2 separate regions of the Homo sapiens genome follow, and region 2 is linked to region 1. A link is a contact called in ENCODE Hi-C or POLR2A ChIA-PET data. All regions are on one chromosome and are shown on one strand. Each heading gives the region's core, a stretch centred on a gene start or an enhancer-like site at or near the end of the contact. The rest is flanking DNA. Distances are from core to core; before and after follow the strand shown.

What was found. Hi-C counts contacts between places; a loop is a spot of excess contacts on that map. ChIA-PET counts read pairs that join two places held with the same protein, here RNA polymerase II (POLR2A). Pooled maps may share reads with other maps.
Region 2: a pooled map shows a loop between it and region 1 (1.9-fold over the local background). The contact joins the enhancer-like site here to the promoter of PIGH in region 1. A Hi-C loop is called at or near these places in 4 of 50 pooled maps. POLR2A ChIA-PET finds 5 or more read pairs at or near these places in 3 of 52 experiments (BJ, HEK293 and WTC11).

The regions. Positions count from the first base shown.
Region 1 is chr14:67,599,018-67,601,717 of GRCh38, forward strand. PIGH (phosphatidylinositol glycan anchor biosynthesis class H) reads right to left here and starts at 1,251. Exons shown (of 4, transcript NM_004569.5): 1 at 1,007-1,251. The coding sequence starts at 1,186. It also overlaps a transcript of GPHN not described here. RefSeq lists an enhancer at 929-1,248.
Region 2 is chr14:67,764,260-67,766,959 of GRCh38, forward strand. ZFYVE26 (zinc finger FYVE-type containing 26) reads right to left here. Exons shown (of 42, transcript NM_015346.4): 32 at 1,968-2,188. Among named protein-coding and RNA genes, the nearest start is that of ZFYVE26, 51 kb to the right of the region's middle. Within about 2 kb of position 1,357, at least 6 of the 41 ENCODE cell types and tissues checked have a DNase peak (open chromatin) inside an H3K27ac peak, as active enhancers do.

The DNA.
Region 1 (2,700 bases), core at 1-2,500:
CATACGGTTTAGATAGTTAGATAGTTTCCTGCAATTAGGGCAGTCTTAATTCTGCATATTTCTATGCTAAATTACCATGCTCTGAAACACGCTTTGACAGCAAAAAAGCGAATGGATGCAGTAATGGAAACAATATCCAAGTTACAAAAATAAATAGCCCTGCTGTACTTAGCTCTGATTAGATCACTTCTGGGATAATACATTCAATTCAGGCACTACATATGAAACTAGAACTTATCCTGAAAATTAGGATAATTCTTTTTATTTGAGAGCTGTCACAAAGTTACTGCATTTAACCCTCACAATATCATGAAGCTGGTATGGCAGGCATGAATTCTATTTTAGAGATGTAGAAAATTGAGGCTCAGAGAAAACAGGAATGAATCTGGAAATTGAGCACAGCTATCACACACGTCCAAAATTTCATAAACCTTTAGAAAGTACTTGAAATTGGGGAAGGGTTTGGGAGGAGGGAGGGTTAAAAAACTCCCTTGAAAAACAGAGATTAGGAAGAACTATAACACTCTATCTATACACACAGATAAACACACACACTTGTGGAGGCAAAGACAGTTTGTGGAAGTCTACGTAAAGTATTGTTAGCAGTACTACTTTGAGGAGCAGAAGGGATGGACGAGGAAGACCCACTTAGTAGTTCCTTGAACTCTTGGAATTAAATTACTGCGCGCCTATACTACATAGAACACATGGCAGTTAAAGTTTTAGGCCGTCGCGCAAGAACTAGATGTATGCTGAGTGAACCCACGGAGCAGAGCACAGCCACGGAAGGGGAATGTACTATCCAGGAGCACACATTTCACTAAACGTCATTTAAAGAGCTGTCCAGCAGCGGAATATCGTCCCCAGAACCCGTGAGTTCCCGCCCTCCTGTCCTATCACTGTAGGAGGGGCCGACCAGAGGTCCGGGCTCGACCAAAGACCCCAAAGACCCTCCCAAAGCCGAACCCCCTCCTTCGAGCGCGGGGAGGGGCCGACTTGCCATTACCTCGCAGAGGGTGAAGAGTCCGTAGGCCGCCAGCCACACCGTGCAGGTGACAGCGGTGAGCGAACGCAGCGAGAGCCGAGGGCAGCTGAGGCAGAATTCCCGGCAGGACGGGGAGTAGTAGCGGCGCTGCAGCGCCAGGCGGCCGCCGCAGATATCCGAAAAGCTCCGCTCATCCTCCATGACGCCCCCACTCGGCCGCCCGCACCGCGCGGCGCTGCACTGCGCTCGCCGGCCCTGGCCGTCTCGCCCGCTCCAGACCCGCTTCCGGCAGCCGCGTCACCACGCCCCGCCCTAAGCCTGCGCAGCCTCAGTTGCGCGCCGAGAGCTCTGCTGGGGGCTGATGGTTGTGCGTTCTTCCGGGCCGGCCTTGACTGTCTTCGAAAAAACCTCGTCGGGGCAATAGTTAAGTGGAAAGATTAAAATCGTTTTTAGACCGGGCGCGTTGACTCAGGCCTGTAGTCCAGCACTGGGAGGCCAAGGCGGGAGGATCGCTTGAGCCTGGGAGGTCGAGGTTGCAGTGAGCGGAGATCATGCCCCTGCTCTCTAGCCTGTGCGAGAGAGCAAGACCCTGTCTCAAAACAAACCCACAGTTTGTTTTTGTTTTGAGACGGAATGGCGCGACGTCGGCTCACTGCAACCTGCTTCCCCCGGGTTCAAGCGATTCTCCTGCCTAAGCCTCCTGAGTAGCTGGGATTACAGGCGCGCGCCACCACGCCCTGCTGATTTTTGTATTTTTAGTAGAGACAGGTTTCACCATGTTGGCCAGGTTGGTCTCAAACTCCTGACCTCAGGTGATTCGCCCGCCTCGGCCTCCCGAAGTGCTGGGATTACAGGCGTGAGCCACCGCACCCAGCCCAAACCCACAGTTTTAATCATGCTTTTGCTTGGCAAGCCGATTTCTCTAAGCCAGAGTGAGCCGCAAGGAGAGCCCACGGGTATTCATTTCACTTACTCTTTTCCTGTGCCGGGTAGTTTGAGGTGCTTGAGGATGCAGCAGTGAACGATGTTGATGACAGTCTCTGCCCTCGGGCAGCTTCCTTTCTAGTAGGAGACAATATGGAAATAAGAGAGTATCGTTGGCAATACTATGCTGACTGGCAGGGATGGACTGAGGACTTTACATAGGGCAGTCAGGCGAAGTCTCTAAGTAAGAGGACACTGAGTTACAAGGGTGACGAGCCAGACAGGACTGAAGGAGCTCTGGAGGAGGAATTTGCCAGAAAGAAAGACCAGGAAAGGCAAACCCCTCGAAGTTGGAACAAGCTTGGCTTAATGAAATAATCAAAAGGCGAGAAAGGTTGGTGTGTGGGGAAAACAGTTGGAAGCTGGGGAGGCAGGTAGGGGTCAGATCCAAGAGGGTCTTGTAGGGTCTGGTAAGGAGTTTGGATTTCACTGCCTGGGAGTTCTGTCTCCCAAATGACTGCTTGGACCGTGGTAGACAGGCAAGACCTGGCTGGGAATTAAGCAGGAGCGGGAGATGCAGAAGAAATGGATAATAAAATTACTAAACTCATGAGTAATAGTGGCCTATGAGTTCCATTTTTACTTCTGATGTGGCCCAGGAGTGGCTATGTGGACTGTCAAAACACTTGTGATGGGCTGGGCATGGTGGCACATGCCTGTAATCTCAGCACTTTGGGAGGCTGAGGAGGGCAGATCACTTGGGTCAGGAGTTCAAGATCAGCCTGGCCAAC
Region 2 (2,700 bases), core at 107-2,606, 170 kb after region 1:
ATTCTGTACATCAGTGATTCTTAACAATGTAGGGATGGGGGAGAGGAAAGTATAGTGTATAAGAGCATCGGCACTCATAATATTTTTGCATATTTGGGAAATGAAAACATTTGTAGTAGGTGGTGAGTTTATTTTTATGTTTTTAGAGACAGGGTCTCACTACATTGCCCAGGCTGGTCTCGAACTCCTGGCCTCGGGATCCTCTTCCCTCAGCCTCTTGAGTAGCTGGAATTACAGACAAGAGCCACTGCACCCAGCTGAGTTTTGTTTTTAAGCCTATATTTATTTATTTGTTTGTCTATCAGAAGGGGGTATGAGTTAAAAACATTAGAAAAATACTCTGAAATCCAAGAGTTTGTAAGTGATTTGCATGGCGACACATGTGAGCAATGAATCCACTCCCATCAACAAACTGGTGCAAAGGGAAAGATTCTTAGAGTGGGCGTGTCTGAATGCAGGATCAGAGAAAAGGCTGTTTAAATAGAAACCATTGCTGTAAACTGTCAAAGACGCGCAAGACACCTTGGGGTGGGTGAGAATCCTATTAAAGTGAGGACTTCCTTACTTTCTGCTGCCCTGAGCCTAAAAATGGATATTTCCTTCATCTGTATTACATTTTAAAGGAAATACAGGACTTGATGTGAAGTTTGTTTTCTCCCCAATCTAAATATCTTTTCCTTTTTTCATTTACATTACTGATACTTGAGATATATTTGAATATATTTTTACTTTTGCCTTAAGTCTTTTTTCATGTTTCCTTTGTTTTCCATCTTTTTTTTCCTCCTCCTATCCTTTTCTCATAATTAGGTAGATTTTTTATTCTTTTCATGGTTATTTCAAAAATTTAACACATATCTGTTTCTTCATTTATCAACTTGAAAAATGATGTAGAATCTATTACCTCTTGATATAAAGGAATCAGATTAGTTCCTTTTCACTTCCTTCTACTTTGTTTCACCTCCTCCTGCTTTTCTCAACCTTCTAGTTTTTGTTACTAAAAATAATAAAAATTACTAACATTTTCGGAATACACAGTATATACCAGGCTTAGTTCTTCACCATTTACATGGATGATCTCATTTTATCCTCGTAACAGCCCCATGAGATCAGTATTACTACCCCATTTTATAGAGGAGGAGACTGAGGCCTAGAGGGGTTAACAGAGCTAGGAAGTCGTGAAGCTGGGATTTGCTGTGCTCCATGCTGGCTGCTGAGTCTGTAGGCAAGTATTCCAAGCAAATGTCTGAGGGAGGCAATGATACCGCAGAGAAAATTATGCTCCCTTCTCCCAAATCTGGTTAGGACTGAGTGCTGGGAACACACAATCTGAGTCACACATTTGAGTGGATAAGCAGGGAATTAGGAGTCACTGTCAGGTTAATGGATGGAGTCAAAACCGGTTGTACAGGAACCTGAGGGAGGTCTAATCATACCTTTTCCATACACACTTCTACTTTATGACCCCAGTTCCTACCTGGGACACAGGAATAGACCAATTCCCAGAGTGCTTTTTAAAATCTATTATCCAGAATTCACTGAAGTCACAGTTTGAATTTGGTCAGGATTGGAGTAGAGTTTTGTTCAAGGCTAATCACTGGACATTCAAGGAGGACACATTTTCTTTAAAAGCCAGAAAGTCCCACAGAGACTAAAGGTGGTTCCCTACATTGACTTTAATGACAAATCAACTAATGAAAGTCTTTACTCTCTTTCTGACTGGTATAGCTAGAGTAAACTCTGCTTTGAGGGTCTGCTCTGAAAAAGAAAAGGACACAGGGTGTCAGGTAGGATGGGGAAGAACACTTGAGATCTGGCAACACCGTTTCATCAACATTACACAGATGAAAAATCTTTCAGCATGTCTTGTCAGAGAGGATGGTGAGATAAAAAAATCACAGTGGGGTCAGAAAAAGAAGCTGGCTAGAAACTGCTCCTGTGTAAAAGAATAGAGACCCACTGCCCTCTACCTGTCACAAAGAGCCAAGTCTTGGCTCTGGCCGGCTTTGACGAACATCATCTTGGCGCTGAACAGCAGCTGCTTCATGATGTCCGTGAGCAGCCCGGCATCCACCTCTGGGTTGGTGAGGCCCTTGGAGAGCCTGCAGCAGTGCTCAATCAGCTGGTGACCACAGGCAATGCTGTCCCGGTGCAGATTCAGGATGGCAATGCACAAGGAGGCGCTGGGGGCCTGGCCGGGGTGGAAGAAGGGAGAACACACGGTGAGTCCAGGGGCCAGAGCATTCTCCAAAGGCAGCTGGGTGGCAGAAATTATCCTTCCCCTTTCAAAAGGCTGAAAGACCCTGGAAGAAGGAACCAGATTCTACAAGAAAGCAGAAGTGGAACTAAACAAATTTCAGATGTTCTAAGTAGCACTGCCAAAACTCTGGCTTTTAAGTTATGTCATTTTACTGGGAAGAAGGGCACTGTGTCCACCTCTTACCCACTTCTTTATTTTTTTGAAACAGGGTCTCACTCTGTTGCCCAGGCTGGAGTGCATTGGTGCGATCTCGGCTCACTGCAACCTCTGCCTCCCAGGCTCAAGCAATCCTTCCACCTCAGCCTCCCAAGTAGTGGGGACCACAGCTTTGTGCCACCATGCCCGGCTAATTTTTGTATTTTTTTTTGTAGAGACGGGGATTTCACCATGTTGCCCAGGCTGGTCTCAAACTCCTGGGCTCAAGCGATTCACCCACCTCAGAC